2 separate regions of the Mus musculus genome follow, and region 1 is linked to region 2. A link is a loop called in an ENCODE intact Hi-C map of the cell type or tissue named here. Cell type or tissue: left cerebral cortex. All regions are shown on one strand. Each heading gives the region's core, and the rest is flanking DNA. Links, peaks and the distances in the headings are about the cores only. Region 1 overlaps Pcare (photoreceptor cilium actin regulator). Region 2 overlaps Togaram2 (TOG array regulator of axonemal microtubules 2).

Region 1 (16,324 bases), core at 5,540-13,539, 50 kb before region 2:
CACCGGGAGCTTCTTGGAGGGCTCCAGCAGCTGTCTCAGATCCACTGCCGGCCACCTGGAAGGTAAGCTGAGCACCAAGAGAGGTATAGATGAATGTCTCCTCAGGGCCCTGGGACAGCTAGAGAGCCTGACCAGCAGCCACGGTGACGCAGGGCTGCTGGGTCCACCCTTATGCTCTGAGGACAGTGGCATCGGTGCTGACAATGAGTCTGTGCACTCCGTGGAGAAGCTGGGCAAGCAAGCCAGCTGGGACTTTGCAGCAGAACTTGGAGAATGGAAGCCAGGGACTGCAGCCCAAGTGGAGGCCAGGCCTTCAGGGCACGCCTGGCAGGAAGGTCCATACTGGACAGGTTCAGACAGACCCCAGGACTGTCCACTGTCGAGTCCTAGGATAGCAAAGGTTCAACCCGCAGTGCAAGATGAAGCCAGGAGCGCGAGCACTTCCGGCGCAGGCGCAGAAGCAGTCACCTCCGGGCCTTCAGAGGCTGCCGAAAGCCTTCCGTGGGACTCTCTGGGGGCTGAGATTCCTGTGCGGACACCACTTTCTCGAAGCTCTGGGTTGACGGATGCTCCATCCCTGAGTGAAGAGGAAGACTGCAGCCCAGAGGAAGAAGATGAACTTAGCAGCACCGACCTGCACCCTGAGCCACAGAAAGCCCTACCTTCAAGACCACGGTCCTCACCTGACACGCGGGAAAGCCTCTTTCAGCCGTACTCCAAGGAGCTTAGGAACCCCCAGGCCCAGGAAATGATTCTGAAGATGAAAGAGGCCATCAGCGAAAGGATCAAGTTTGTCCCCGAGCCTTCCAGACCCCAGGACTGGACTGAGGAGGAGGAAGGGGGAACAGTGGTCCCTCCAAGACCCAGATCAGTCAGTGGCAGCAGGGGGGGCCCTGAGAGACAAAGGAGGTCGCAATCAGAGGGATGCCTGAAGAGCCACGTGGAAGACCCCACCCTCCAGGAACTGAGGAGGGTCCAGACAGACCTCAGTAGGAGGCTGGAGGTATTTTATGCCCTGGGTGCCACACGGCAGGGGCAGAGCCGGGAACGATGTCTGCCGTCCAGGGCATCAGTGCTATGGCCCCCCACCAACTGCAGGGTGAGTCCCAGTAGTGCCATCAGCAAGTTCAAGGCCTCTCTGACCCAAAACTTCAGCATTTTGCCCAATCAAGACAAGAGCATCTTTCAAAAAGGTAGTCCCTGCTTTGACGGTGAGCAGCCCTGCCAGGGGAAGGCTGAAAAGCTGCCAAATGCCATCTTTTGTGGCAAGAAGAGCGGTAGGGCTCCCAGGGACAACGAACGGGACATCAGGGCCTGTCCCACCAGACCATCGGTTAAGACGCTTATTGAGACGTTCAGTCCTACTGAGAGCCTGAGGATGCCGAGGAACTGTAGGAACTTGGGGTCAAGCCCCTGCCTCAGGAAATGGGGGGTTCCTGCCATGCCTCCCAGATTTCCTATTTACAGGGGGCTAGCCCCCCTGTATTCTAAGCCCCAGATTTCTCCAGCAGCAGGCTGGAGGCCTTCTGCACCCTTTCCCTCCCTTCCTCTAGCTGAAGTGTCTGAGAGTGAAGACATTAGCGGTGACGTGGAGGAGGACCTAGAGAACCTCCCACCACCACCTCTGGAAGTCCTGATGGACAAATCCTTCGCTGCTCTGGAGTGTCCAGAATGTAGCCAGCCAGCAGGGAGCTCCCTGGAAGAGACCCTATTACCAGGTCTTCAAGAGGCTAGCCATCCAAAAAGAACATGGGTTTCCCCTAGGCTGAAAGCCTCCATGAGCCCCATGGACTTGCTCCCCAGCAAAGGCAGTGGCAGCTCCCCGAGGCTACACAGCACTAGATCCGGGAGCACCAGGATTGTGGGCGATTCCAGAAAGTTGACCTTGGACCTGAACTCTAAGCAAACAGCTAGCCCAAGCTCAGAGGCAAAGAGCAGGGCTCAGATTCAGGCCCGAGCAGAGACTATAGCAGGCTTCTCCAAGCAGCACCAGAAGGCGATTCCCTGGCACCACACCAACCCTACACCTGGGCAAAGCAGGACGTTGGAGCCCAGCCTGGCCAGGTTTTCACGAGACCCACACTCTTCAGAAGCGTCCAGAAAGGGTCCAGAGAGAAGCCTTCCACGAGTCAGAAAGGCCTCTCCCCAAAGAGCACAGTGGGCATCCCAAGGGGACAGGAGGCTGCAGAGCCTGCCCTCCAGTCATGGACCATCCCAGCCGGGCCTCCCTGCTGTCCTCAGCTCCCCCAGCCCTCCTCTGAGCCCCAGGACCCTGAGCCCACCAGCCACAAGGAAAACTACTTCCCCACCATGCCAGCACCCGCAGTCCAACCCAGCCCCAGGGAGCCCTCCTGTCCGACGGACAGAAACAAACACCCCCTCCTCTGCCTCCTGTTCATCCCCCTCAGTGTCTCCATCACGGGGGTCCAAGGACTCAATTCACTCTGAGGACAGTGAGGCTACCACAGCCAAAGCATCCAGGAACACGTGTTCCATATTCTATCCAGCCGCCACTTCTCTCTTTGAAGCTAAATCTTCATCCTCAACATCCCATCCACAGATGCTGCCAGAACCTGGGGGCCTTTTGAGGACCCCAACAGGAGGCTGGAGGGGCAGCTCGGGGCAGCGACTGAGGGCAGACTCACAGAAGAGAACGGTGCTGAATGCCCTCAACCCCCTGCCTTTTGTCAGAAGGACAGCTTCAGACCGCCAGCGCCAGCAGGGCGACCAGCTTCAGCAGTCCCGCTCAGACTGGGAATTCCATTCCTGCCAAAACAGGTAAACGGTGCCTCACACCACTGTCCAGAGGGTGTAGGCAGAGGGAGTGGGCTCTGTGGACTGTCTGGTTTAATAGATTTCAAACCGTGTTCCAAAGGAAGAGGCAGTAGGGGATAAAGTGTGGAGAACAGCCAGGGGTCGTTGCTGACCACGGGTTTCACCTGATGGATGACCCTGCCCCAGCGGCTGGCTCACAGCCTGCCTGAACATAACAGCTAGCCTGTGTTGTCGATTCCCCTGGGCTGGGAGGTTCTCTAATCGTCAGAATCTTTTAAACTCTTAAAAATGATTGAGAACCCAGTAGCTATTATATATGTGGGTTATACCTACTATTTTTATTAGAAGTTTAAACTGAGAAATATTTTTTAAAGTCCATTTTATACTCCCAAAAATAATACATTCCTGGGGGGAGGGGGAACTGGTATTAAACTCACAATCCTCCTGCCTCAGCCTCCTGAGTTCTGGGATTACAGTCATGAGTCACCATGGCAGGACAAAAATACATATTCATTAAAAGGAGAGAAAGAGAGAGAGAGAGAGAGAGAGAGAGAGAGAGAGAGAGACAGAGAGACAGAGAGAGAGACAGAGAGAGGGAGAGGGAGAGGGAGAGGGAGAGGGAGAGGGAGAGAGAGAGAGAGAGAGAGAGAGAGAGAGTTGATGAAAGGAGTATTTTCATCTTGCATTTTGTAGACCTGTTGGTGTTATCTGGCTTAGTAGAAAAGACAGCTGAATTCTCAGATCTTCTATAGTACATACTACTCACCCATTGATTCAAAACTACCCTAACGACATTCCTAAGAACATGGACTAGGAACACCTTTGAATTATGAGAAAAATTGGTTGCACCTTAAGCTTCCCCCCACCTAGAAGTGTCTCTGAGATACCCAGGGCCCACATCTTAAGAACGGCTGGTCCTAAAGACAGGAATAGAAATAGTGGAGAGGGTCCCCTGACCCCCGAGGACTTGGCTGCACGTCTCCACCAGCTTCAGACATCTGTAGAGTAGGGGCATTCGTGAGTACCAGCATCCAGAGGATGGGCTGCCCTTCCTGCCCCAGGCAGACTGAATGCCCAGTGTGCCTTTCCCAGCAGGGACAGGTTGATACAGGCTATTGGCCCAACCTGCACAGAGCTGTGGGGTCAAGGAGGCAGAAGAACCATCCCATGAGCTGAAAGCACTCCTATGCTTGATGGACTGTGTTACAGAATAGGCAGGGGTGGGAGTGGGGGCATGTTAAGCGGAGGTCTATTAGAGACACACTCTATCAGGGCACTTGATATCAGATCAGACAATACTCCGACGCCAGCGTTTGCTGTCTGTATTGCTCTCAGCCGTGTCAACCGGCAGCTAATTTCTGCCTGGGTGATATGCATCACGGGTTTCACAATGTATCCAGGCATAAATGATAATTTCTTTCTTTCTTTCTTTCTTTCTTTTTTTTACAAAGTACTCAGCAGTCAATTTTAAATAAAGATAGTATCTCGGGAAAGTTGTGCATGGTAATAGTTCTATAACCTTCCCCAGCCACTTGAAAGAAATGAAATATTGATTATTTTTGTAAGAATCTTAGCATAACTCTGCTCTTTTCTTTCTAAGAACCTCGATAAACACTACTTACTCTGATATTAGATTTCTAAAACCGTACCCTTCAGGAGGAGATCTTGAGAGTATAGGAACAATAAAAAGCATTAATTAAAAACACTAACGTTTAAAACAGCAGGAGCGTAAAATCGCTCAAGAAGAAAATAATGCCCTTCTCCCAGGCTTCTCCTCCAAATAGAACAGCCTAAAAGACTGTTTCATGTTCTGAATCGCAATACTGTGTGAGTGTGTGAGTGTGTGTGTGAGTGTGTGTGTGAGTGTGTGTGAGTGTGTGTGTGTGTGTGAGTGTGTGAGTGTGTGTGTGTGTGTGTGTGTGTGTGTGTGTGTGTGTGTGTGTGTGTGTGTGTGTGAAGGCGTCATACTTGTGACTTGAAAGAAGAGTCCACCAAGGTCAATTAGAAAGTCACGTTATCACTTGCTCTCATCCCTGTCCCTTTGGGTGCGACTACAAAGTCTGAACCCATGAAGGGGAAATGCCGGTCTCCCACCAACCACCCTACACCGAGGCGTGCGTTTTGCGTGTGAGGCAGAAGCCCATCCACAGTAAGCCAAGCCTTTGCCTCTCTACAGAAAACAAGGATCACTGTCCGCCATCCTGCGTATGAATAAACGGTACCAGGGGCTTAGGTATGGCTGCCTGCCCCAAGACCACACAAGTTGGTGCCAGAGAGACAGAGAGTGCTTCCAAACCTGGTGCTTGCAAGGATACACTGTCATGTGCATTGTCTTGCAGCTGAGTCAAGCAGACAGACTCCAATGCCCTAGAGTTGTCATTGACTTCCTCCCTTCTGTCACTCCATGCTAGACACAAGCCTATTTTGTAGAAAAAGAATTATGTTTGTATCCTACTGCTCAGGGGCCCTAGGAGTCAGCCCTTGGAGGTATCTCCAGAAAGTTCAACCACTGGGCTTTGACTCTTTGTGTATATGCCAACCCACCCCCACCCCCACCCCCACCCCCAGGTGAGACTGCATCTCTAGTCTCGAAGTATTGGAGTCCTATAAACACTCCAGAAGCTGCTAGACTTTCTCCCCTACACTCGATGCTTCTCATCATTGCCTGGCCGGAACTGGTTAGGCTGGAGCACTGTGTGAGTCCCACGGGGTGCTTGGCTCGGGCTGCCCAGTGGCCAGCAAGACAGCAGGTAGACAGTCTGTGTTAACAGTTCCAGAAAGAGACTGAACCACAGCCAGAGAGTGACAGCCTGTAAATTATCAGGCTCCTGGCCTCAGCTTCACGCAGACAATGGAAATCGGGTGAGGCTGGGAGAGAGATTTTAAATCAAACTTTCGTGCCACCGTGTCAGCCTTCACAGGGTAGTACATCTCTCCCCCTCCCTTCCAGCCCCTGGAACATGGAGAACAAAGTCTAGGGCATGGAAGAAGTACAACCTGGGTATATGTCCTACTTCCCAAGGGTTCGGGGAAAAGAGTGAAGAGACAGCTGAGGACTAGAGATCACTGTGTGCTCTGTGACAGTGGCTCGAAGGCCCAGCGGGCTTCTTGTTCTTGAAATAAATGAATGTGCGCCACCCTGACCACACTCTACTCCCCCCACTCTGATGCTGTTCACATCCAAACACAGGCTTGTCCACTGGTTTGACGCCCATGTGCGGGGTAAGCACACAGGAGCATGTTGTCACAGGCAGAATGTCACAGGACTGTACAGGTAGGCAGAGCTTTCATCTTGCTCTGGAAGTGACTAAGAGCTCTCTAGCCAAGGCCCAGTTCTCTGAGCCTTGGGTACCAAAACTGTATGATGTGTGGTCCATAGAACCCCCCTTCTGATGCGACTTCCTGTAAAGCAGCACCATAGAGACAGCTCCCCGTTATCCACTGAGTGTGTACAGGGAGTTGTGCACACAATTTTCCCTTTCACTCAGCACTGGCACCTATGGGCCCCGGAGAGCTTGGCACTGTTATGATTTCCAGTTTACAAAGGGAAAACTCAGACTCAGTGGTTAATTCACATGCAACAAGGCACACAGATGACAAGAGGAAGAGGCAAGATTTCAACCCAGGCAGCCAGACTCCATCCTCCCCATTGCCAGCAGCCCTTGTGGCTTTTAGAGTTAGTCCTGCCTACCTAGGCTTGTTCCATGCTTGTCATAATCACACCCCAGTCTCCCAAAGCATAGCCAATCAGAGTTGGGGTTCTGTGAGGGTTCCTTCCCCGTTCATACCCTTAGTCAGGCCACTCAGGGGTAGGGAAGCTCTAGTCTAGCCAAACACTGGGTGAGACTACTCAAAGCCATTTCTATTTGATTCTATTCAGAAAAGGAATGGCAGCTGTGCTGAGCAGGGAAGATATTTTTTTCCCTTGCTGTTATTGTTTTCAATTCAAGCAACTAAGCCTAGCTCTTTATTAAGCAAGACGTGCTTTAGAAAAACAAAACAAAACAAAACAAAAGGCCCAGTCCTCTCAGGCTCAGTTCAGAGTCACAGGATTCCAAGCCTAGAGGGGGGGAGCAGGAATCAGCCTGCCTTGGAAGTTCAGGGAACTGGCTCCTACCACGTCTAACCAGACAGGCATGCAGAACCGACAATCTGGCCTTCCAAGTGTGATATGGAAAGGCAGAGGCCTGATACCCAAGTCCAACCCTAAGCTAGATGTAAGAGGGATGTGGAGGGAAGAGATGGGCAGAGGAGAGCGAGGTACAGGAAAGGAACCAGGAGAAAGAGTGGAGGAGTGTCTGACCTGTCCTTGTACTTTCTTTTGGCAGCAGCAGCAGCAGCAGCAGTGAGGAGAACCCCAAGCAAGAACTCCCACCTTGGAACAACTCCAGAGTCCCAGAACTGCAGGGTAGTAGCACCAAGCGGGCATCTCCTTTGGAGCTCTGTGTGCTGGGCCATGGGCTGCAGCCAGAAGCCCGAATGAACCGCGGCCAGGACAGACCCCAGCCAGAGTCACAGCCCCAGCACAAGGAAATATCTTGACTCGTGGCTAGTGGGGGTTACCCTAGAACACATGAAGTACTAGTGACGTGTTCACACTGCACCATGGGTGGTAGACAAACCAACTCGAGCTGCGGTTGACTTGGAAGGATCTTGAAGACACCCCTACCAAAGGGTTTTCAAAATCTCAAACAGCAGCTGGATTCACTTACAGATCCTGCTTTGCCTTGGGTTTCAATGTTAATGGAAACTTTAGACCCCACAATGATACCCTTTATCTTTCCGAGTGCTGGCCTTAATTAGAGGGATAATATATTCATGCTTAGAGGGCCATGTGTCTTACAAGATAACCATTGGTTATCGTGCGTCATTTAAACCACAACAGTGTGTGAAATAGTGTCCTCCCGTTTTACAGATAAGAAACCCAAATGTGTCGGGGGAGGGCCCCCCCCCCAGAGTTGTGCTGGGGTTTCAGACAGATGTGAGAATGGAGCAAAACCGGGTACAGATGTGGCTGGCCTTAGACTCTGCGTTCTTCATTATGTTCTATTGCCTTAGACTATTCCATCACTGTACCTGCCTGTGGCATAAGCATAAAGAGAATAAAGAGAAGCCTTTTGCATTTAAGGTTAAATGGTATGATGGCTAATGTTCGGTCGTGTCTGTGAGGGATTTCCTAGATTGAGTTCATTGAGATAGGAAGACCTACCCCACTGTAACTGGCACCATTCCACGGAGGGGAGAGGGTCCTGAACTGCAGAAAGAGGAAGTCAGCAGCATTCATTTCTTCCTGCTTCCTGAGTGGGGATACAATGTGACCAGCAGCCTTCAACTCCTGCCACAGCATTGATGGACTGCATCCCCCAACCGGAGAGCCAAGACAAAGCCTTCCTCCCTCAAGCTGATTTTGTCAGGATACTGTGTCCCATCAAGGAGAAGAGTAACTAGGACAAGCGGTAACACAGTGTTGAAGTCTCAATTAAAAGCTTTATTTAGAAGCTAATTGCTCCTGTCATGAGAAAATGAGGGGAGTTAGAACATCTAGCCCCTCCAAACCACCCCTGCACCCCCTCCTCACATTTCCAGCTCCTCCTTGCAGCCTCTCCTCCCTTGGCCTCAGAGTGTATCAAATTCTCTGGCTGGGCTAAGCACTTGCAGGCTTCTTGAACTGCATGAGCACAACCAAGCCTCCACAGCAAGAGGCCTGTTCTTTACACGGGGTCAGGGCTGAAGCTCCAGAGGTGGGAAGGGAAGGATGCAGGCTCACTTGCCTGGCTTCCCAAAGCTGCTTCTTGCCGAGTTTATTCCCAGGTCATCTGCAGAGAAGTTCTGCTGGAGCTGGAAGCAAAGCAAAGAAGCATGGGTCATGCCCCAAACCCCACTTCTGCCAAACAGCTAGATACTTGCTGCGGATCCTGGAATTTTTCCATCGGGAGCTGTGGAGTACTTTCTATTTAGAAAAGAATTTGCAGTAATTGGGTGATTCAATGCCTGCTCAGTGGGTTGTCAAAAGACAAGAATTCTCACCCACGGGTACAGCTAAAGAGGCTGAACTTAGCAGATCTGCTGCAAAGCTGACGTTTTAAGTTGAGAAGATCATAGACCTCTAATTGTCTCCTCCTCCTCCTCCTCCTCCTCCTCTTCTTCTTCCTCCTCCTCCTCCTCCTCCTCACTTCCCCCTTCCTCCTTTCCCCTTCCTCCCCTTTCCCTTCCTCCTCCTCCTTCTCTTCTTCTTCTTCTTCTTCTTCTTCTTCTTCTTCTTCTTCTTCTTCTTCTTCTTCTTCTTCTTCTTCTTCTTCTTCTTCCCCTTTCCTCCCCCCTCCTCCTCCTCCTTCTTGCTGTAGTTAAAATAGATTGTGGCCTCGAGCACATGTTATACTGGGTCCTGGAGCCTCCAGCTACCTCTTGTTCTCACCCCAGGGACAGACTTGTAACTCTAACTAGATGAATCTCACATGAATTATCATGTTATTAAAATGAGAGTGGCAGGGCTGATCTCTTCAATGACACCAGAGTCACCATTGACTAAATAAATGACCAAGAGGTGCCATGCTCACCCCTGTATTCAGGCTCGTATTTGTCAGGGTTGTTGTGTTGACTTCGGAGCAGTACCTGAGTCATGGGGTGTAGTTCTGGGTTGGAGTCTAAAATGTGCTGGCTTCAATCTGGATGGCACCCAAAATGGCTGGCAAGCAGCTTGAGGAACAAGCAGGCAAGACTGGGCAAGCCCAACACAGCAGGGCAAGCCTAGGACAGCAGGACAAGCCCAGCACATCAGGGCAAGCCCAGCACATCAGGGCAAGCAGAAGCAAGCATTGCAAGTGGCGTTTGAGAGCTTACCCAATGTCACTGACTTCAGGGACCACTGATTGGCAAGTATCTCTTGACTTGTTCTAGGGTTTAGAGCATCAGTTCTCAACGTCTAGGTCCCAATTCCTTTGGAGGATCACATGTCAGATATCCTGCATATCATATTTACATTATGATTCATAACAATAGCAAAATTACAGTTATGCAGTAGCTGAAATAATTTTATGGTTGGGGGGTCACTGCAACCTAAGGAACTATATGAAAGGGTCACAGCATTAGGAAGGTTGAGAACCATGGGTTTAGAAGTAGATTTCTGGGGTTCTAATGAAATAAGGCAGAGCCCCAGCTGTTGGGATTACACAGAAGCAGAGTAGATGAAATTGGGATGTAGGGGACCCTGACAGCAGAGAAATGATCCAGGTGAGGTAAGAAGGAAATGTAGTTCAGCTCAAATTCGTTAGCCAGCACTGAGCCAAACTTCTGGAGTCTGATGGCAAGTAGTTTAATTTTTTTTACAGTAAAACTTGAAAAAAAAAAAGTTTCCTTATGACAATTATCACAATAAAGCTTTAGTTGTGCTAAATCAAAACTCCTTTGCAAAGTACAATCTCTTTAATAGAACCCGGTACTTGTTTGCACTAGAATGGTTTCTATTGACTGATAAGCAATGCTCAGTATTTGGGGGATTTAGATGAGACTCCATGGATGAGCAAAAGATCTCCCAGTTATCAAACGACATCTACTCCAGCCTTCCAAATGGAACAGGTGTCCGTTTCTTCCATTGAAATAAAAAGCCCGAGTGTCTAACAGTCTGCTTATCTGTGAGCTTGCAGACCTCTCGCTCACTACACTGGGGTGCGGTGGATGCAACAGAAGAGGGCATTTAAAAAGTTGTAGTTTCTGGAACCCAGATGCAAAGAAGAACCAGATAACCCCAGAGGAAGGCAGATCACCAACCCAGGCCTCCCTCATCTAAAGGCCCAACTGTGGCAGTTCAGGTTAGGTTGAGTACATTAGCGGCTGAGAGCCTCTACTGCACTTGTGAAAGCTAACGGCAACCAGCCTGAAACCAGAGGATGTGCTACCTCCTAGTGGGTCAGCACCCTAGACCACTCCGTGGAAGAGCCGTGGATGAACTTATGCCAGGCCCCATGATGGTGCATGCTAGGGGCCTCCCAGAGATTAGGCCTTCCTCCTCACATACTATGCTGTCAGCAAGACAGTGAACAGCAGCGTTTATGTACTCTGTCAGCCACACACAGCTGCTTCTCACCCCTCTAGAAGAGTTATCATGTACTGAGAGCCTTGAGGGGTTGCCATATGCCCTTACATGTGATATAATGTGAGGCCCCCAACTGCCACTAGAAGACCCAGGAAGCAATGACCAAGTGCTCTTATGGCCCTGTGGCCCACAGGCTATGGAAATTCTGAGGTATCTTCTACCAGAGCACATCAGGAGAGAGTTGCCAAAGCTAAGGAGCTGGGAACAAGAGATGCAATGAAGTTTGGAGGTCAGACATGATGAGCTGACAGACACCAGAGCAGGCGCTTAGAAGTGAAGGCTTGGTCACCAGCTTCACCTAGCTTATGTTACCTGTGAGCTAAACGCCAAACAAAAGAAATTAAACTCACTTCAAGCTGCAAGCCTTAAAGTATCAACTCAGGTGTATCCCTCCTGGAGACCAGGCCTTCCCCAAAAGCCATGTTTCTGGTCCTGCCGTAGGGAGAACATTACTGGTAACATGAAGGGGCAGGTTCAATCACACTGGTTTTCAGAATCTTTTACCTATGCTTACCCACTCCGTCAAAGAGCCTTGCCCTCTCTGGGGCCAAACCCACTTCTTTTGCTCAAGAGAGAAGATAGCAATTTTTGTTTATTAATAAACCAATGAGCCCAACCCATCAAGCACTCATCAATGTACTTCTCCATGGTAGAGTTAGAAACCAGCAAGGAATACCATCTAATCTGCCATTCTTCATACCAGACAAGGAGGTGTCTCCACAGATCCGTGGGGTGCATCACACCCATAGTCTTAGTTGGGCTAACTTGCCTCTGGCAGCGCAGATACAGTCTCCATCCCCATGGCAACCTCGGAGCTATAAGGAGGGAGGTATCGACCCAGCTTTTGCCCAACACATTTAGTAAAACAGCAAACAGCTATGCCCCGAGGGGAAAACACAATCTTTTATTTCCATCAAAAACATCATGAAGGGAGAGAAAAATAGTGCAAATATAGTATCCTGACAGAGCAGTGATAGCGTTTCGCAAGTATAAATACAATCCTCACGATGAAATATAACCTCTCTGTGGACTGTGCTGTTGTTTACTATACGCTACATCTATTTTCCTTCCTTCTGCCACACCCCAGTCCAGAACCTCAAATAATCCAAATGGATAGGAATGCACAGCAGATGGAACAAAGAAATCCCCACCCCTTCCATTGCAAAGAGCTGATGTTCAACAAGGCATGATTCATAAATCCTACCGTGTGAATGAAAAGAGATTTTAGAAATGTATTCTTTCTTCTAAAATAAACCAGTGTTTTGCATGTACCCAGGGAGCTGGTACAGTAAATTATGCGTGTTGACATGGTTGTCAATTGGTCATCTGGTCGACCGCGCACAGGCTGTTGAGTACCTACTCTGTCTTCCAAAGGAAATCTTTGCAAAGGTAATATATTTTTAAGTAGCCCCACATCAAAAGATTTTGTTGAACCACCATAAAGTAAATGAGTTCTGAGCCTGTATTAACAGAACATGGTATATTGCACTACCGTTTTCATCCTGTGTCTACCTAAAGCTTAAATAAAATCCCATCAATCCATCCAGACGTTTTTATGAAATGTAATTAAAGATGCATTGCACATGAGGAGGCACAAACAGTTAATTCACTCAGCTCCCCTAATTCAATTTTATGGAGAACTCGGACTCTGCTGGCTTGATTACACTTGTGGACTTCAGAAAGTCACTCTGAGGGTTACATGTGGGCCCTGCAATGGATAATAGTAGCTCTCTCTACTGATCTGACAACCAGGGTTCCAAATGCTGACATCCCAGACAGCCTACAAGCCTGTTGCTTGAATCAGCATCAGACGTTAGCTGTAATGGCACTGGCAGGCCTTAGTTAACTAAGGGACAGCCACATGTTGTATGGGGGAGGGCCGGGGGCACTGACCAAGAATTAGAGTAAAATTAGAGAAGAGGGAGGGGTGGCAGAAGTGTGGCTCACTCTTGGAAACCAAGATGGCTCCTGGTGACTGGGATTAGGGGGCAGGCACACCTGTCTAAATCACCTTTTTGAGCCGTCTTAGAGATTCCCCCCCCCCATTCTGTGTGTGTGTGTGTGTATGTGTGTGTGTGTGTGTGTGTGTGTGTCTTGAATATGCAATTCTGCCTGTCTTTATTTTACAATTCTGATAAAGAACTCAATATCATTTCCTCAATTCCAGATCTTCACACTGACCCATAAAGAAAGTGAAGAATGGCTATCAGAATGCTGGGCCTCGTAGCCCAAGTCAATCTCAGCAGTGGAGAGGGAGGGTGAGGAAGGTATGAATGTCAAGTTTGCATACATATACACATACATATACAAATGTCAAGACACCCTAGGCTATATAGCAAGACTTTGTCTAAAAAGAGGGCGAGAGGGGTAAGGAGGGAAGGAGAGAAGAAGGGAAGAAGGAAGGGAGGGGAAAGAGGAAAATCAGTAGTCAAACTCTGTAAGAATTGACTGGGTTATTTGAAAGTTTCCATGTCTTTCAATGTGAAAATAAAAGATTAAAACATTTTGCGGGGCAGTGGGTATGGGGGAAAGAGGGGAGTGGGAGAAAACCCGAGTCCTGCCAGAGTTTTTGTGCTCTGGGCTGGCAGACTCGGAAGGACTGCCACACACTCTTTCTATATGGCCCTGGGTGGGTGTCTGGCTGTATGAAGTCACAAACCCCAATTCAGTGGGTGGTGGACAAGGGGCAGTCCTAGGCACTAGGTTCCCAGTTTCGGACATCCCAGATACCACTGGACACCACGGAAAAGCTGAGAACAGAATGAGGGCTCCGGGGGTGGCTCGGTTAGCCCCGGAGCTGAAGGGAGGAGAGGGCAGGGGGAGAAGGAGATGCTGCGTGGTTCCCACTTAGGCGAGAGTCCTTGGTTCCGTCTGTGGCTGGAGCACAGGAAGGCCTTCCAGCGAGAAGTTAGACACAGCTCTTAGGGGAAAGCCTATCCCATCGTTCAAGCATCGCAGGCCTTGATGAGCAGAGACAGTCTGTGGTTTTAGAGCTTTATTGTAGAAAGACAGAGAGAAAGAGAGAAGGTAGAAAGAGGGAGAGAGGCCAGCTATGGCCACGTGGGGTGGGGGGAGAGAAGTAGGGCTAGAGATGAGAGTAAGGAAGGTGAAAGCTTAAAGAGATCAAGGAGGGGCCAAGCAGCCCCTTTTATAGCGGGCTGGGCTATTTTGCTGTTGCCAGGTAACTGTGGGGAGGAGCATACCTGGCTATTGTCAGGTAACTGTAGGGGTGGAGTCTAGCCAGAATGCCAGGAGCTTGGGATATTGTCTGCATGACTGATAGTCGCAGAATTATGGAGTTGGGGGCTCTGTGGTGTCAGGCACCTGACTCTGGGAACGTGGCTTGCTTTTCCGTCCCTTGTAGAGTTCTCTACTGGGTCGCCGGAGCAAGCCCCATTCAACCAAAATAGGCTGCCTATCACAGTCTCACAACATTTTGCTTACAACCCGAAGTCTATGTGTCAAATGTACCAGACGTGGGAGAAATTAAGTTCCTGATGCTCATTTATCTCAGGCAGAGTCTTGGGGTGATCTGTCAGTCAGATAGATGGTCAGCAATTACTTTGGCCCCTAAACGGCAGCTCTGATACAGCGGCTGGAAGGAGGAAAGTCCTGACAAGGATTATATTTTCTCTGTGTGCAATAATCTCCCTTTCCAAAATACAATTACCTACATTGTTTCATTAAACTTACGTCCTGCCAGATTATGAGCAAAGTATTTCTTCCTCACCTCTTATAAAAATGAATAAAAAGTGATGTTGAGAGCTGGCCAAAGATGTGTCAGTGGCTAGTGGCAGGAATTCTAAACCAGCTTCCTTCCCAACGCACCTGCCACAATTCCACCTTCTTATTGCTGTGACCCTTTAATATTCCTCATATTGTGGTGACCCCCTCTGGCATAAAATTATTTTGTTATTACTTCATAACTGTAATTTTGCTTCTGTTATGAATCACAAAGTAAATAACTCAGTTTTCTGATGGAACCCTGTTAAAAGGGTTGTTTGATACCCACAAGGTCTCAATCCACAGGTTGAGAACCAATATTCTAGATGGCCCCAGGGTGGGGCTCCTTCTTAAAGGAGACAGCACAGCCTTCTTGGGGAGTGGGATCCCTTTACAAATAGAAAGCTAATTTTCATATCCAACCACAGCTCTGCCATAATTTCATGCATTCCTCTTACACTGACCTGGGTAGAATTTTAAACAATAATCCCCACTGTGGACCCAACTAGTCCCCTCTTCTCTCTCCAAACACGAACTGCTCCTAGCATTAAATGAATGGGAGTCTTTCCCAAATCCTTGCTCGCCCTTACTGCCATGACCACAGAGTGGCTGCCAGGTGACAATATGACAGTCCCCAGCAGCTGCTGCTGCATGTCCCCTTCAGGGAATGGCACTATACCCTCAAATGGTAAAAGATGACAGATTAAACAGAAAAAGAAAAATGCAGGCCCTTCATGAAATTATTTATCTAGCTAGCCCCACTCCCACCCCACCCCCGTTCCTTTGAAAGGGACAGAATTGACTGTGTTTACAAAACCCGTTGCCTCTTTAAAACTATTGTTTGGTTCCGGGCTTCTGATATCTGTTCCGGAGTGCTGGATCACTTTCTGCATGTAAAACTCCTCAAGGAGAGCCCAAGGTGATGCTAATAACAGCTGTCAACCCACAAGGAGGTAATTATAAAGCCATGATTAAAACAAACCAAACCCTTCAGATGTCACAGCCTTCTTCAACGGAACACCAGGTTGACAGGAAATCAGACACCAGACCGCCCCCTGAATAAGCCCAGGAATAATGACCAAACACATTCTCCACATGGTCCTGACTCAGAAACACCCACTGGGTGAGCAGTGAGCACCCTGAAGCCCAGCTAACAACAGCACCTCCTCCAACCTGCCTCCTCTTAGGTCTCATCAGTCTGGCTGCCTGCTACTCTGCAGGGTCCAGGGCCCCTCCCCCAGAACCAGCTCTACAGTGAGATTGACCAAGCGGCCATCCCAGCTTCCTCTTTCCTTCCCCCTCCCCAGAGCTTTTCATCAATCATGCTTTAGAGATTCTAGTTTAGAAAATTCTGACCACTTGGACGTGGGCTTGCCTGGAAACTTAGCAATCAGAGTATTAAGAAGATGGCAGAGGTCCTGTCTGGGCTGGTTCTGGGCTGAGAGGATGGCTCAGATGGGAAGGTGTTTTCTGTGCAAATATGAAGACCTGAGTTCAGCCTCCAGAACCCACACAAAGAAGCTGGACACAGTAATTTGTACCTGTAACCCCCAGAACTAGAGAGGCAGAGACAATTGGGTCCCAAGGGCTTCATTGGCAGCCAGCATAGCCTTATTCTCAGTGAGCCCTGGGTCAGGGAGAAAGAGACCCTGACTCAAATACCTAAAGGCTCTCTCTGATTTGAGGTTTTGATAGAAAGTCTCCGGGATCAGAGTAACTCCAGGAACCTATGGA
Region 2 (16,324 bases), core at 3,385-11,384:
GATATTTAAGTAGAGATGCTGAAGGTACGGGGGTGATGCGGTGAGGACTTTGACAGTCTTTAGCCTGCAGTACTTTGGACACAGCAGTTTGTGTCATGGAGCAGAGCACACTTTCTGCGATGATTATGTCGCCCAGAAACCAGAGGACTGAGCCCTGGGGTCCTCGGTGTCTACAGGTCAGGGAGATGGAGGGGTGACAAAGGAGGGAGGAGATGAACTGGCCTTAATGAATGCCCGGAACACCTCCTTTCTCACTTGTATCCCTAGCTGGAAAGTTCAGACGGGACATGTCAGAAGCTGAATTTTCAAACTCAGTGCAAGGCAGAGGAGGACTGAGATGTGACATTTGGGACCTCAGAGGGGTGCTGAGGACTGAGACTGCTAGGAGAGTCACTGGGCTGCTGGGAGTGCCCTGGGTTCCAGGAGAGTGCCGTGATACGTGGAAACAGCCAAAGGCTAATGCCAGAGCCAGAACAGGAGCCGGTAGGGAACAAGCAAGCGGGACCGTGGAGTTGGGGTAACACGGTTGGGACAAAACAACGTGTAGCGTCCGGGCCTGCGGAATGCCTGTGGAGTGAGTGGCTGAGGCAGGCTGTAAGATAAAGTCATATCACACATAGAATTTTCACGGCTGCCCTTCTTAGAGACTGGCTGTCATGCTGTCAGCGAGGCATCTGTGTCTGTGACACAGCACTCGCTCAGGGCAGACCTCCCGTCTCTGCCTCAGAGCTAAGCTGCCATGCCCATTTCAAAGACAGAACACAGGGATCCCATAACAATGTGTGACTACACTCATCTCAATCGGGCAAGAGAAGCCACCTCCCGAAGGTCACCTTTCCAGTGCAAGGTATTTGTCAGCCTGTCAAGAACAGCTTTGGCCCATCAGCCTCTGAGTCAGCTGCCTCTTGGCTGCTATCTTGGGGGTCAGTTCAAATTACTCAGCCTGGTTCAGCTAAGCCTCTTCCCAGCATCCTGCTCCCTCCAGCCCACGTGTCACCTTCTTCTGTCCTTCCCCCCTCCTTCCATCTGCCATCCTCCTTGTTCCTGGTCCCCACACTCAACCTCAGCTTCCTTCTTGACTCTCTCCATCTCTGCAGCCCTCCTCCCCAAACTGTCCATAGGTCCTGGCCTTAAGTACTTGGAGAAGCAGCCTTGGTCATTCTTGGCTCTGCCTCATTCCCCACCAGCTGGCTGGCCAGCTGCCGCACAGCAGATTTTAGAAGCGTGCTTGTATCCAGCCAGTTGGACCTCAGCTTCTTCCTCCTCCTGCTTCCCTGGTACCTTGGTGCTGGACTCCTTCTGGTCTTCTTCGTTCTCCAGGGAGCGGGTTTCTTTGGCATGACTGGAGAATGCTGTCAGAGTAAAGGTAGACTGTGACGAAGCCAGGGACGTTTCGGGGGCTTCAGCAGACTTGGCCTTGACAACTGGAACCAAAGGCTTTGACGCTGGAGAAGTCAAGAGCAGGGACAGAGCTGAAGACAGTGGCACTGTGGGCTATCAGTGGGTCCCTGACCCTGTGCCCGATGGGTTTTAGAGTACAAGCCCTCAATCTTCAGTCCTTCTTGCCCACACTTTCCTAAGGGGGAAGTTAGCATTGCCAGGGAGGTCTAGGACCACGCCATACTCCAACCACTCACTCATTCATTCACTCATTCATTCATTCACTCACTCATTCATTCACTCATTCATTCATTTACTCACTCGTTCATTCACTCATTCATTCACTCATTCATTCACTCACTCATTCACTCATTCATTTATTCATTCATTCATTCACTTATTCAGAAAACAATAACTGCACATTTTATTCAAGTGGACAGAGAGTGGAAAATCAATCAAATTAAATAATCCTTGCCAAACGTTTATACCACTCCAGCAGAACCAGAAGGGGCCTGAGAGTTTTTGAACATTAGTCTAAATCCTCTCATTTCACAGATGGAGAAACTGAGGCCCAGCAATCTTCTTCTCCAAACAACATCAACTCCATAGCAGCTCTCCATCACCCTGTATTTTCCCAATCGGTGGATTTAAAGGTACAGACAGAATGAGTCCCCTAATTTCCTCCTGCCCTTAAACGTGGGCATTCACCACCTCAAAAGAGCTGGCTCACCAGGGGTTCATTGAAATTGGGGCTGCCACCTAGGGATGCCCAGGATGGAAAGGACATTTTGAGTGGTCACCATTTCTTCATGAGGGGTCCTTCTGCTTGTGGCAGAGTGAGGAAGGGTTAAGAGGTCAAAGATGTGGGAGGAGGCACAGATGTTCAGGGGCCAAGTGCTCAGGGTGAGGTTTGTGAGAGTGCCACAAGACGAAAGACAGCATGGCAGCCCTTCTGGTTACTATTGAGCAGTGTCACCCCAGCTGACAGCCAGCGACAAACTGTGCTCTAAGAATTTTCATATATCCAAGTTCTTACCCACACCCCCAAGAGACACCGAGAAAGCCTTGTCTGAGCAGGCTGTCCCTGTTTATGGACACCTGATGATGACATGGTCTCCTGGACCAAACTGCCATGCCAGCCATCTGAGGGCTAGCACATAAGGACATTCGAGGTCTCACGTGTATCACCTCAGGCACCCCAGGCACACTCCACACGACTGAGCCGGGGAGACAGGAGAGGTGCCTGCCTTCAAGGTGTAGCTGCCAGGCTTGCCTCTCAGGCCCAGCTCAGAGCCTCCAGGGCAACAACCTGCCACTCTGCCAGCCACCTCACTTGCTGACCTGATTAGTCAGGGACCTGCCAGGGAGCCAGTCACCCTCCCTCCAGTCAGCTGAGCAGAAGCTCTGTGCGGCCTGAGCTCAGAGTGCCCCTCACAGACTGTGCCCTCCTTGCCTGCCCCCTAAACACTCTCCAGCCACAGTGCAGCTTCCCTCCATCCACAATCTCGCCCCAGCAGCAGATGATCAGCCCAGAAGGGATGACCTTCCACATCCATCCCCCTCCCTTCTCCCTCCTCCTTCTAGAAAACTGCCCTCCCCCCTGCCACACATCCACTCTCTGGTTGGCCCTGCTCCCCTGACCTTTGAATCTGCTGAGAGCAACTGCTGAGGCTTTTGAGCAATGGTTTAAGGTCTCACTCTGTCCGGTGAGGGTATCTCTATGCGCTTTACACAGAGCAAGAAACTGCCACTTGCTGTGTCAGGCCCACTCTGCCACAGGGCAGCCCTGAACGCAGGTCTAGCCGAGCTACTTAACAGTCTCCAAGAGAAGTCGCTGAGCCTCAAGGTAGCCTGGATCAAACTACTCAGCCTGGGTGACCTGTTCATCCCCCCTCGTCAGGATGGTCATGTGATACGTGAATTGGTGTGCATCCTGGCGCTCAGCAGAGCCGGTGCCGATAAGTACCGTTGCCTTCCTGGTTCCTGGCACAGGCTTATTACCACCCTAAAGTGTGATGACTTCAGCTTTCCCGCTGATCTGTGAAATGAGAGGCCTGGCCTGAGGGCCCTCAGGTCTCCCCTGGCCTAATTCCATAACCCAGAACACGGAGGCACAGAAAAGGGAACAAGATGAGTCCTCAGGGGAATACGTACCCGGAGATTTAGGGGTCTTTTCCAGAGGCCCATTCTCACAAGTCAATCTTAAAAGTAAGAGAGAGAAAACAACTGTGAGAGACACCAGGGCCAGAAGCCCGGGGTTGCTCCAAGGTGGGAGATGGTGTGATGGACAGAGATGGGCTCATTTCCTGTCAGAGTGGCAGGACATAGAGCTCCTGACACCAAGACTGGGTTGATTGATTATCAGCCAGGCCAACCTGGGAATCCGTGACCAGGGCTAGGCAATTCCCTGGCTCTGCAAACATCTATTCCCTAGGTCACAGCGTCCACATGAAAGCTGCTGTCTTAAGTTAGACTCATGTCTCTGACTGTAGCATAGCTGATGGGAAAGCTTGCTTTCTCCCCACAGCTCCAGCTACAACCCTTGCCTTGGCCCACGCTGCATGGCAAGTGTGCCAGCTGCTTAGCCACCTTGCCTCCCCCACTGCTCCCCACACTTTTTAAAAAATGGATGCAGATGCTGTCCCGTTCCTGGCTGGGTTGGTGTTTGTCGAGAGGCACCTGCGAGTGCGTGCATGTGGGGGGGGGGTTGCCCAAGGTGAACGCTGAGGGTCTCCCTCCATCTCTCCGCTACGTTTTGAGACAGTCAGTCTCTCTCACTGAGCCCACAGTTTGCTGTTTCAGCTAACGTGGTGACCCAGCTTGCTCTGAGGATCTCATCTGCCCCTCTCACACACTGGGGGCAGAGGTGGATCCTGGTGGCCACCAGCTCTCAGGTGGTCCTAGGGACCCAGGTCTTGTGCGTGCACTGCACACTTTCCCTGCATGTCACCTCCCCAGTCCCACAGTAGGCTTCTAACATCAGAGCTTGTCTCATCCCCACACCTAAGAGCTTTAAGATGGGGATCGGGTGAGGACTCAAGGCCCCTCATACTGAGCCAGTCTCACAAGCAGACTCTTTGTAGCTTCCTAAAGGCCTCTATCATTCCTCCCTGAGTGTCTCTGTCCTCCATTTTGTGCTGTCCCTCCTTCAAAATTCCCCCTAAGAAATCAGCCCAGCCTCATTGAGGCGCTTTTCTATTGGGCTTCCCGAGAGACTGGTGAGGCCTTCTATCTCACCTCCAATCTTACTGAGCTTAGGCTCAATGGTTTACCCTCAAATCTCTCTCATCCCCCCAAAATGTATTCACCCTGGTTTCCAAAGCACCCAGCAGATAGTTGGTGCTCAGTAGTTTTTTTTTTTTTAAGTGAATAAATGATTAGGCAGATGAAAGAGTGAAGTGGCAATAGGGGGAATTTTCCACCTATTTTCTAGACAGCCTTACAGAGGTGGGGAAGAGAGAGCCAAATTGCAGATGGAGAGCTAAGGCGGGTGTGTCCTATGTGATTAATTCCTGCCAGGCCCCTAGCTTAGCATCACAGGTTTTTGAGATATGGCCCCTGACCTATAAAGTGCAAGTTAAAGAATAGAATGAGGTTTTAAACAAGACAAGAAAAATAAAATGAACAGACATTTAAAAAAAAAGAAACAAAATCAATTTAAATAGCCAAGATTTATTAATTAAATCAATGAAACAATGGAAGGGAGGTAGGGGTGGACAGGCAGTCTCTGCCATGTGGACAAGCAGAGGTGACCCCTTCCTGTCCTCCCCAGCCATGAAAGCCAGGTGAGGCCGAGGTGGAAGGACCTTATTGATGTGCAGGACAGAAAAGTGCCACGGAGGAAATGGGGCTCTAGCTCAGGAACCAGCACACCCACAAAGGAGTCCGCCGGAGGCCTACAGACAGCACAGGAGGAGGAAGGCTGCCCCCTGGAGGTCAAACCAAGCAGGCTGCTGGCAGCAAAAGGCAGAAGAAAGCCAAAGACCACTGAAGGGTTGCCTGAGGACGGGACTCAGAAAGGGGAGGCTGAACAGCAAGGGGCTGGATAAGGCAGATCGGGTGGCTGTCTGGGTGAAGTTAAGAAGCAGCTGTGAAGCCGGGCAGTGGTGGCACACGCCTTAGATCCCAGCACTTGGGAGTCAGAGGCAGGTGGATTTCTGAGTTCAAGGCAAGCCTCCTCTACAGAGTGAGTTCCAGGACAGCCAGGGCTACACAGAGAAACCCTGTCTCGAAAAAAAGAAAAAAGAAGAAAAAGAGGCAGCTGTGAGTGTAACATGGGAGGCAGCGTGGGAGGCAGCGGCGGGGACAAGAAACAGATGGGAGCTTCTGTGTGCCTTGTTATTGCAAGGACAGCATGGGGAGGGACACTCAGTGAGGCACCAGAAGCACATGAAGCCAGAGCCAGGCTGCTGAAGTAGGCAAAGGGCAGCTCCTCCATCAAAGGGCAGTTTGGGGAAGCAGGAGGTGCCTCGTGTTGCCATGGTAACATGCATTCCCTTCCATCATACTTCCTCTAATGCTGACCAGCAAGCCATGAAAAACCAGAAGTCCCAGGGAGAGTGTGGGTCTCCAGGGGGAGGTCAGGCCATGGCAAAGTCACCCAGAGCCCAATGACCCTGGAGATCATAGCCACGAGGAAAGACTCCAGGAAAAAAGAAAGAAAAAAAAAAAAACCAGGAATTTTGAGGATGGGCAGATTTGAGCAACAGATGAAAGGCATGTAGGAGAGTGCCTGGAAGATCAAGACATGGGTATAAAACCAAGAGAAAGAGGAGAAAAATGTCAACCCTAGCCACAGCCACAAAGGTCATGAGAGGCATTGGACAGAGATCGAAGACTCTGTCACTAATGCTACAGAGAGAGGGAGAGAAGCTGTGTGCCAGGAGAAGCGTCCCGTGGTAAGGAAGGCCAGTGCAGAGGTGAGTGTGAAGGTGAGGATGGAAGAGAGCTCCCATCCAGGAACAAGTGCAGGGACATGGTCCCACAGTCTAGCAGGGCCCAGACAAAGATAGAGACATGGCTGTGACCAGAGAAGGCAGCCCAGGAAACAGGAGATCTCGGAAAGCCAGAGAGAAATGGAAGACTTTGGAAGATCAGGCCAAAGAAATGCAGGAGGAGGATGTGACAACCATAGGTGGTGATTTAAGTGACAAACGTGCCCCAGAGTCTTGGGCGGGGATGGGGTGGGGGGTGGTAGTGGCAATGTTTGAATAGTGTGGCCTTGCCCACAGGAGTTATGCCATTTGCAGGTGGGCTCTGGGATTTAAAAAGCCTCAAGCTATTCCCGGTATTCTCGCTCTGAGGGTCAAGATGTAAGCTCTCGGCATCCTGTGCTATGATGCCTGATGTTGCCCCACCACCGTGGGCTCTTACCCTCCAGAACTCTCTGTCCGTGTAAATTCTTCCATAACTTGTTTGACCCTGTGTGGTGTTTTATCATAGCAACAGAAATGTACACTCATACGCCGCACCGGGAAAGGCAGACCTATAGTGGCTGAACGCCCACTCACATACATTCCCAGACACTCACATGTGTGTATACAAATGCACACACAGACACAAACATGATTACAGATGTACACTCACAGGCATGTGCCTAGGAATTCTTACATACCCAATTGGGGTATCAGTCTGGGCTGGCCACTGGATGCTGATAGCCGTCTAGAAGGCTCTGCCTGTCTTCTTTACGAGCAGATTCATGATAACCTAGAGCCTCTGCCCCAACTGTTTCTGGGTATGAAGAGCCTTTTGAAGTCCAAACATTTTATGAAAAACCCATATACCCACACATATGTATATGCAAACATACACACACATGACCACACACTATATACATTATACACACATTATACATGATAATAGTGGTGGTTTCAGTATCTGTCAGTTAAGAAAATACAAAATAAGAGAGAGCCACCATGGGCTTGACCATGCCCTAAAACAATGTGTATTTTATTCATCACTATGGCAACTGTAGACATTGAGAAACTAGAAAACAAGTTACTGCCCACATTACTGGTCATGAATGCCTTCAGAGCCAGCCAGAGTCCAGGATCAGAGGAGCCGCAACAACAATGCTGTGGTCTCCGCATGTCTGCCATTCACAAGAGGGGATTTTTACCCTTTCCAAACCTGGTGCCTCAAGACTGTGCCAGCCACGGTGACTCAGCAGTGAGGAGCCCAAGGGAAGGGGGGTGGGGGGCAAGACAAGTTACAGGAGAGATGACCACAAACAGACTTGAGATTTTTAAGTAGGCCGCTTACCGCGTATGTGGGGCCTTTGGTCCCATAAGCACATCCTGGCTTGGACACAGGGGGCTGGGCAAGGAGCCAGGCCTGCAGGAAGAGGTCCCTGTGGGCATCCGGGCCTTCGGAATGGGTGGGATCACGAGGCCTCCTAAAGACTTGTGCATCTTCTCATCAGCGCAGTGTAAGTATTGCCTGGAAATCTGCACCTGTGAGGGGGAGGGAGCCTGGTCCTTGGAAGCATGACTCACACTGTACTTTCTGCTCCTGGTAACCTCGCACAAAGCATCTCCTGGCAGCTGGTGAGAGGATGCTGGGAAATGTCCTCTTGTTTCCCTTTTCGGTCTCTTAGCCCCACTCCAACCCCTCTGGGAAGGTCACCCCTTCCCAACCACTCCAGGTAGGAAGACTGGCAAGCTTTTCCGTCGCTTTAATTATTTTTTGGATTTTAATTTTTTTTTAATCTTCTCATTTCAGAAAAATCTTTGACTGTGTAGAGCTGGAAGGGACCCTCTAAAACCCCCAATTCAAAGCTCTGCTTTTACAGATGTACAAAACAGCTCTGGGAAGGCGATGCCAACGCCTTCCTCCATGCCAACAAGCTGGCATTAAGCAAGAGATGAGCAGAAGACCGGGAAAAATCCCAAAACATGAACACCAAAGAAAGCCTGGGTCCACCAACTCCAGGACAGAAAGGATTGTAGCCCCCATACCTCTCAGGCAACCACACACACACACACACACACACACACACACACACACCACTCTCAGGCCAGATGTAACAGCTGGAACGCTACAGGGAGACGTGAAATGAGGGTCTCAATGCCACCCTGGTCTTGAGGACTGTCTAGAGACATTTAGCCGGGGCACAGGGACAAGAGTTGATAAAGGAATGGGGAGCCACAGAGCTGCCTTACCTCCTGGGCACTGGCTCCCGGGTCCTGGAGATCCTGTCTGCCTCCAGGAGGGTCCAGGTCCTTCTCCTTAGCACTGTTGGCCTCAGGGGTGGTGGGAATGCTCTGGATGGGAGGCATCGGCCTGGGTACCCTCAGGAGCCTCTGTGAGGTGGTGCGGGGGATTGTGCTCCGCAGAGGAACCCCTCTGGGGCCTCCCACCGGATCCAGAGAGGCTGAGCAGGGGTAAGATGGGGGAAGAAGTTAGTACCTGGAGCACGGAGAGCTGAGGGTGATTGCTGTACTAACCTAGGCCTCACATCCTGGGAGAAGAAGGGATGATGGAGGGGGAGGGGAAAGAGCTGGGCTCCCTCCAGCCTGGCACCCAACATCCACCAGATCACTAGCTAAGCAGCGGGTTTTGCGGGTCCCTTTTCATTTCCATAAAACATGGTAGAAATGCAAATCAAAGTCAAAGATGGTACAGGTGGAAAGACAAGAGCAGTGTTGGGCTAAGAGAGAGCTAAGAGAAGGCACAGCTGGCCCTGGATAGACGGCATACCACCCTTCTCATCCCTAACTTCAGATGGAAAATGTCCCTCCTCAGACCATTTGGAGCACTCTCTCCCAGCTGGCTGTGCTATTTGGAGCAACCGTGGAGCCATCAGGAGATGAGACCCAGCTGGAGGAGGGAGGAAGTAGGTCGGTCACTGGGGATAGACCTTTGAAGTCACAGCCCAGACTCTGGGTCCAACCTTGTGTTCAGCTTCCTGACAGGACCAGCCTCAGCCTCATGAACCCACTTCCACGAACGGAGTTCCCCCACCCTGCTTGCCTGCCTGCCCCACCATGCACAGTGAAACAGTGAACCAGTGTAGATCTTCTCCTCTGCAGATGTTTCTGCTCCGTGTGCTGGTCAGAGATGTGAAAGTAATAATATATTCGAGGAATACGCGACAACTCAAGGAATATACTCCAGAGAAAAGTCAGCCGTGTTCCTGGTAAAGCCCAGTCCTTCTGTGTGCATCCACAGAATGCCAATCTGCTGCCAGGCAGAGGCAGCGGCTAATCAATTTCTTCTGATACGGGGGAGACTTGCCTTGACACCCCTAAGCTAGCCTAAAAGACACACGCCCCCTCTCCATCATTTCTGCTAGATTTCATCCTCAATGCTACCTCATATCCCACAACAGCACCCACCTCAGCAGAAACCCACTGACCAGCCCCAATGGACCCCCAAAACCTCAAACACCTGCTGACCCTCATAGCCTGGATGGCCTGGCGTGCTTGATCTCAGAGTGGGTGGTGGCTGGGTCGTGACTCACCTTGAGAAGATGCCGCCATGCCTTCTGAGAGCCGTCTCTTCTTGAGTTTGTCCTTAATCTGGATCGTGTCCCGGGCCACACTGCTGGCCTCTGATTCCAGGGAGGGAATAGCTGCCCCCAGGTGGTGCCCCAAGGGCAGAACTCCAAGGCCCCTGGGGTAGCCATTCCTGGCCTGCCAGCCTTTCAGAGGAGCATTCAGCATGAGACTACTCTGGTCCTCATGTTCCCTTGAGAGCTGTGATGGCTTCTCACTGCTTGGCAGTACACTTGACACTGGCTGCAAAGAGGCTGAGAGAGATACACACACAAGTGGCTTTTCGGCCAAAGCTAATAGGCTCAAGGTAAATACAAGATGTGCCCAAAGCAAGAAAGCAAAATGTTCAGCTGTTGTTGTGAAGGGCTGGGTGAACTTCTGGGCCCAGAAGAGTCCTAGAACCTGGAAACGTGAGGGAAATTGTGGGCAGGGGGCTTTAAAAGCTCAACCACATTGTCTCTCTCCTCAGAATCCCTCGACAGAAGTCCTAAGACCTGATGCTCATCCTGCAGAGGTTCCGCTGTAGCTGGCATACAATCCCGGGACAGCCAAACTCCCGGGACAGCCACAGCCTGAGAGAACACACACCTGCAGAGTCGTGGAAGCCTCCATGCAGAGCAAAGAGGCTGAGCCCTGCCCTAGACATCCGATAGCTAGACACCAGAGCAGAGTCCAGGAGCAGAAGGTGACAGAGGTGCTAAGTGAAGTCAGGACAAACACCAGAGCAGGGCCGCCATGCTTGTGACTCCCCCTCTTGCTACTCATGTCTGGTGCCTTCCCGAGGTCAAGACGCAGGCCCCCAGGGAGGCTGGCCTCGTCTTGCTGGAGTTTGAGAGGTTCCAGGTTCATAGAGGGCTAATCCATACTGAGAGGACCTCTTTCCCATCTCTGGAGGCTCCCTCTACCACCCTCAATCCCTGAGGAGACCCAAGCGATATTTTTGTTTGTTTGTTCCTACTTTTTGTTTAAGGTTTTGGTTTCAGAGATTTGGGGAGGTTTGGTGTTTGGTTGGTTTAGTTTTTCTTTGCTTTGCTACTCTACTTAAAATCATTCTTAAAAGTAGACATCGGGCTGGTGAGATGGCTCAGTGGGTAAGAGCACTGACTGCTCTTCGGAAGGTCCTGAGTTCAAATCCCAGCAACCACATGGTGGCTCACAACGACCCGTAATGAGATCTGACGCCCTTTTCTGGTGTGTCTGAAGTTAGCTACAGTGTACTTATGTATAATAATAAAGAAATCTTTTTTAAAAAAAGAAAGTAAAAAAAAGTAGACATCACTCCACTCACATAAAAATTGATATATAAAATTTCTGTCATATTTAAATTCTCACAAGTATATAATTTCCAGCTTTTAATTTTTTTCTTTTATACAGAGTCTCATGTAACCCAGGTTAGCCTCAAACTTATCATGTAGTTGAGTATGATTTTCATTGAACTCTGAAACTCTGCTTCCTCAAACGTCCTGATAATAATCTCTAGAAGCATCTTAAACGTCCATGATACAAAGACACCTGCCACAGATGGAGAATGTCCAAACATCCAGACACCATCATTTCCTCCTCTGGCCTGGCTTCCAGCAATGTGGCCAGTGGCCTTGACTGGGTAGTTTCTAAGGGATCCTCCTCTCCTGGCCCATGTCAAATACCTCAGAGGGGTCACCAGAGCAATTTGGAGAAACCAAGTCGCTGGGCCAGGTCCTCACCTTCATCGTGAGCAAGAAGACTGGAGTCGATGCCTCCAGGTGGGGGCGCTCGGAGCCCAACACTAGTCCGAGGGACACTCCCACAGTACACAGCCACTGGAGCCGGAACTTTGGCTGGGGACAGAATCAGAGGAAAAGGGTACCTTAAAGCCCTCTAGGGTCAAACCAGAGTATAAAAGAAAAGCAGGCGTAACCATACCCCACGACCATCTCTCTGCTACAAGAACTCAGTCCTCACACCAGAGCCTGGTCCCCTGAGAGGGGTTCCAGATGGGTAGTAACTTCAAAGAATCCCACAAATCCTACCAGCTTCAGCCTTTGCTAACATCCCTCATTCTGCCTGCTTCCTCCCTCTCTGCCTGCCTCCTCCTTCTCTGTTTTCTTCCTCTCTGCCTTATTTCTCCCTCTCTGTCTGCTTTCTACCACCCTCCAGCTTTGGGTCAAGCCCCCTAGTTAGGCCTTTTTCAGCCTCCTTTGGAGTCTCTTCCTCCGGCAGCCAGTAAAACTGGTCCCTGCTGATCACAGCCCTGGCTTCTGTCACAGTGGTTCTCGGTGTTCTTCCTGGGCCACTCTCTGGCACCCATTACAGATAACTGCCTTTGCCTTAGTGAAGGCCTGCCTCAGAGCATCATCCACTACCTGCCTCTTCCCCGAAGGCCTCAAGCACTAATCTCTAGTCTTCGCTCCACTGCCTCCCTGGTTTAGCAAACGGCTCCCTTCATTTCCTAGCCCCAGTACTGTGCCGGGATTGTGGTCTGTACACACTGACTGCCCTGGACCTCTCTTGGAGGAGCCTAGGAGCCAGTGACACAGTGACAGGTAGATGATGAAGAATAAGCAACAGCACAGAAAGCCCTGGGTCAGGGGCAGAGAGGAGAAGGCTTCCCAGTAGGGGAGAAAGCAGAGCAGAAACCAGGGAAAGAAAAGAGAGATGGCTAGGGATGGGCCCTCATCAAAGCTACTACTACCTGCAAATGATGCCTGCGAGGAAAGGGGAAGTCCGTTTTCTCCAGTGGAGCAACTTTAGATACATCAGCTGCAATCCAGGCAGGCTCCATGTCAGGGCAGTGGCCAACCAATACTAACCAAGCTCCTCCCGCAGTTTGTTAGTTAGTTTTGCTGTGGGCTCTTGGTCTCATTTGGTTACATTTGGATATATTTTTTTTTGTCTTGAGTTTTTTGTGTGTTTATTTTTATCATTTGTTTTGAGAAAGAGATATCATGGAGTTGGGTGGGTAGAGAAGTAGGAAGATCTGGGAGGAGTCGAGGGAAAAGAAAGACTATAAAAAAATATGAAAAAATTTTAAAAAAAGGGAAGCCTTCCCCTGTCTTTGGCCCCACAGGCCCGAGTCCTCTCCCTCTGCACTTAACAAATGTCAGTCCACCATAGTCTCAGGCCCAGACCCTCCCAAGCACAGCTCAGAACCACATAAGGGCTGAACCTATCAGCAGGTAAGCCCACCTACAGGGGGACATTCAGTCACCCTCCTACACACACACACACACACACACACACACACACACACACACACACACACACACACACCAGAGCAGGACTTGGGTGTTTTGGTTGTTCTTGTTTCTATTGCTGTGTGACCTTGAGGAAATAAACTACCCTCTCTGGGATTCAATTTCATACTTGTAAAACAAACTACTTGGACTGCACTGGAGTTCATAAAATACCTTCGTCCTATCCCTAGATTTTTCTTAGGCTTTCAGCCTTTCTCTGTTCACCACTAGACTCTGAGGCCAGGCTAGAACTGATTAAGGTTTTTTGGTTTTTGGGGGTTTTTTGTTGTTGTTGTTGTTTTGTTATTGTTGTTTTTTTGTTTTGGGTTTTTTTTGTTTTGTTTTGGTTTGGTTTGGTTTGGTTTGGTTTTTGGTTTTTTGAGACAGGGTTTCTCTGTGTAGCCCTGGCTGTCCTGGAACTCACTCTGTAGACCAGACTGGCCTCGAACTCAGAAATATACCTGCCTCTCCCTCCCAAGTGCTGGGATTAAAGGTGTGTGCCACCACGCCCGGCTGATTAAGTTATTAATTACCAAGTTGTTTTCATATTTTGCAGTATACTGCCTAAGAAGAACATATCTCCCAGCCACTACCTTCTTTACCAAAGTCCCCTGCACATACCTGCTACATCTGGGCCTATCTGAGTTTAACAGCAACTCTGCACTTGACAATCATCCATTTCATCTGGGGGATGGGGAAATCTGTTTCCACCAGAAACAGGAGTGCCTGGACCCTGCCACCCACACACTCACAACCACAAGATTGTATTAACCCTTCAAGGAACCAACCTACCTTGTCTCAGAGCAGACACAAAGCCATCCAGAGTCCCCAGGGCACCCCACACTCCCAGAAGACCAGGGAGCCTTGCAGTCAAGACAATTGAAATCAGGAAACCCAGTATCAGCCTGTGGTCAGCCACCACCTGGCTGCATCTCCCCAGAGGAGCGTGACCCCTGGACTATCTGAGGAAGTTCCACAGCCCATCAAGGTCCCCCTACCTAGAGTGACATCGTCACGGGTGTCCATGCCCCAGGTGGGGAAGGTGCCCACCAGGTTGCCTGGAGGTAGCGGTTGTCCCTGGGCCCTGAGTGCAGGCCTCAGGGGTCCAAAGGATGCTGGTCTGTGACATCCAGGGCCCTATGTGCAAACAAAACAAAAAACAAAAAACACTTTTAAACCCTCTGTGCGATCCACTGGAACTAAAGCCTGGCTGAGGTAAAGAGATCAGTGCCAGGCCCAGGATGCCCTCCTGTCTTTCCTGACCTTTGCCCTCTCTCAGAAATGCCCAAGATCCTGAGTCCCAAAGAAAAGAGTTCACTAGGAGGAGTCTCAATGGAGCCTGATCAACCTGTCACCCGATGTTACTTGGACATGACATCTTCAAGCCTCGAGGAAGGTAAAATCCTATCACTCTTTCCAGTGCTTTCTATTTTCTTCCAAAGCCCTTTGCAGAGCTGCCTGGAGTCTGTGATGGACACTGACCCTCAGCTAAAGCTTGGGGTGTCGGCAGGGTTGCCTCAATACTGGCTGCTCTCAGCTTAGGCCTGTCTGCACCTGCATGAAGACCTTGGCACTTATTCTCATCTGACTGAACAAGCCACACCTCTCCGTCTTGGCCACCTTGCCATTTGTTTACCTCAGCTTATTCACTCTGAGCCTTTCTCCCCTCTCCCCCTCAAGCCTTTGGGGTCAGCCATCAGCTCTTGCCCTTCACTGAGTTTCACTTCTCCTTTGACAAGGGAGCCTCACTGCAGGCTCGGAAACTCCACACAGCTTTATGCATTTCTTCTTGAGAGAGGGTGACAGGCGGAGTCTGGGGATAACCAGACCAGCTTAGCGGCAGAGTTGATTGAGCCTCCCGGTGTGCCTCCCTCCAGATGCTGTCTGGGTACAGGCAAGGGCACTGTGCCAGCTCCCTTTAGTTGAGCAACAAAACTTAGCTCAGGAACTGAGAAACCTTCCTTCTGCCTGGAAACCAGCCTGCCACAAGCCCTGCCTGGCCCCAGAAGACAGGGGAGTGCCCAGCAAAGTCTGGCCCAACAGGTTGAATGAGACCCAGCCCTGACCCAGCCCTGTCTGCCTGCTTAGCACCACCTCAAGCCAGTTGGGTCCTTTGTCCCAGAATTTTCCTCAGTGACTACTCTGAGGAGGACTGAACCACATGGTGATGGCAGCAGCCAGGAAGGCCTGTGAGAGATGAGGTGCTCCTTCCAAGGCAATAGGGAAGACTCTATTTCACAGAGACAACACCCCATCCTTCAGCCAGAGAGATTGGGGGGGGGGGGCAGGCTTAAGACACTGGCCAGGCCACCATCTTTCCTAAAAGACTCAGGACTACTCTACCAGGCCTTTGAAAGCCCCAAGAATTGACTCTCATCAGAGGATACACTGTCTGTGGACAGTCTAAGTAAATAGGAAACATCTATCTAGATTCTTGTCCTCAATCACGGCTAAAGCTTTCAATCACCTAAAGTCTGATTAAAATTACAGGCTGAGACACCACCACACAGGCCTGCCCCCATTGAGTTATGCTACTAAGCAGGCTAACAAGGACGTGCATGTTGTTTTAAATTCAAAGTAATTTTTGATGTTCAATCAGGACTGAGCCACTGGGCTACGGTTCTGGTTCCGAGACCTTTGCTCGCTGGCTTGCTCTCACTGTAGACTGTCCAGGTACTTATTGATATCTGGGTTCACTCCAAGAGCTCCCTTCTAAACAGACAATTTGGATTTGCCCACGAAGACAAACCATGCCAGTTTTTCTACTCGTGCTACTGCAATGCCTTGGGAACAGGATGGCCCTCACTGGCTACCTCTTGGAAGTCAGAATGTCCACAGCCTAAGGCAGCCTCATTCCTCCATGGCCTGGGGGATTCACAGAAAGAAAACCACTGGCCATTGCCTAGCTTAGCACAGGACATTCATCAACAAGCCCTGGTTAGGTCTGCATGTTCAACCCCTCTGTCCCCAAAGATCTACAGAGCAGGGTCTCCCAGGCACCTGACCTCAAAGAAGGTGGCCACAGTGGCTAATAGACAAGCAGCTATGTCCCATGTGACAACCATGAGTGACACACACACACACACCACACCACACCACACCCCACCCCACCACACCACACCACACCGGCACAGGAAGATCACTCAGACCCTAAGACAGACCTCTGGACTTGGCTCAGATGCCACTCAACCCCCGCCCCCTAGGTAGAATCCACGAAGGTCTCATTTGTACACAGCA

What was found. A loop is a pair of places that touch in the nucleus more often than their neighbours do. Peaks named below come from ENCODE experiments on the same cell type or tissue, not always from the same donor. Only the 100,000 strongest peaks of a DNase experiment are listed, where the experiment ranks them.
Region 1: a loop joins it to region 2, with 3 times the contacts of the local background. A loop is called at or near these places in 5 of 42 quality-filtered maps.

Annotation. Positions count from the first base shown.
Region 1 is chr17:71,735,509-71,751,832 of GRCm38, reverse strand. Pcare (photoreceptor cilium actin regulator) reads left to right here. Exons shown (of 2, transcript NM_146082.4): 1 at 1-2,778; 2 at 7,104-8,278. The coding sequence ends at 7,317. Among named protein-coding and RNA genes, the nearest start is that of Pcare, 9.2 kb to the left of the region's middle. In left cerebral cortex, for the core only: no CTCF peak of the experiment used is centred there; DNase peaks (open chromatin) are centred at 8,732, 9,140, 11,666 and 12,040; H3K27ac peaks cover 635 bases.
Region 2 is chr17:71,682,954-71,699,277 of GRCm38, reverse strand. Togaram2 (TOG array regulator of axonemal microtubules 2) reads right to left here. Exons shown (of 20, transcript NM_177087.4): 2 at 14,086-14,224; 3 at 11,579-11,692; 4 at 9,842-10,129; 5 at 8,541-8,752; 6 at 7,642-7,832; 7 at 3,535-3,581; 8 at 1,282-1,445. The coding sequence starts at 14,113. Among named protein-coding and RNA genes, the nearest start is that of Togaram2, 18 kb to the right of the region's middle. In left cerebral cortex, for the core only: a CTCF peak has its summit at 5,311 (motif pointing left); DNase peaks (open chromatin) are centred at 5,689, 6,956, 7,810, 8,181 and 4 more places; H3K27ac peaks cover 1,760 bases.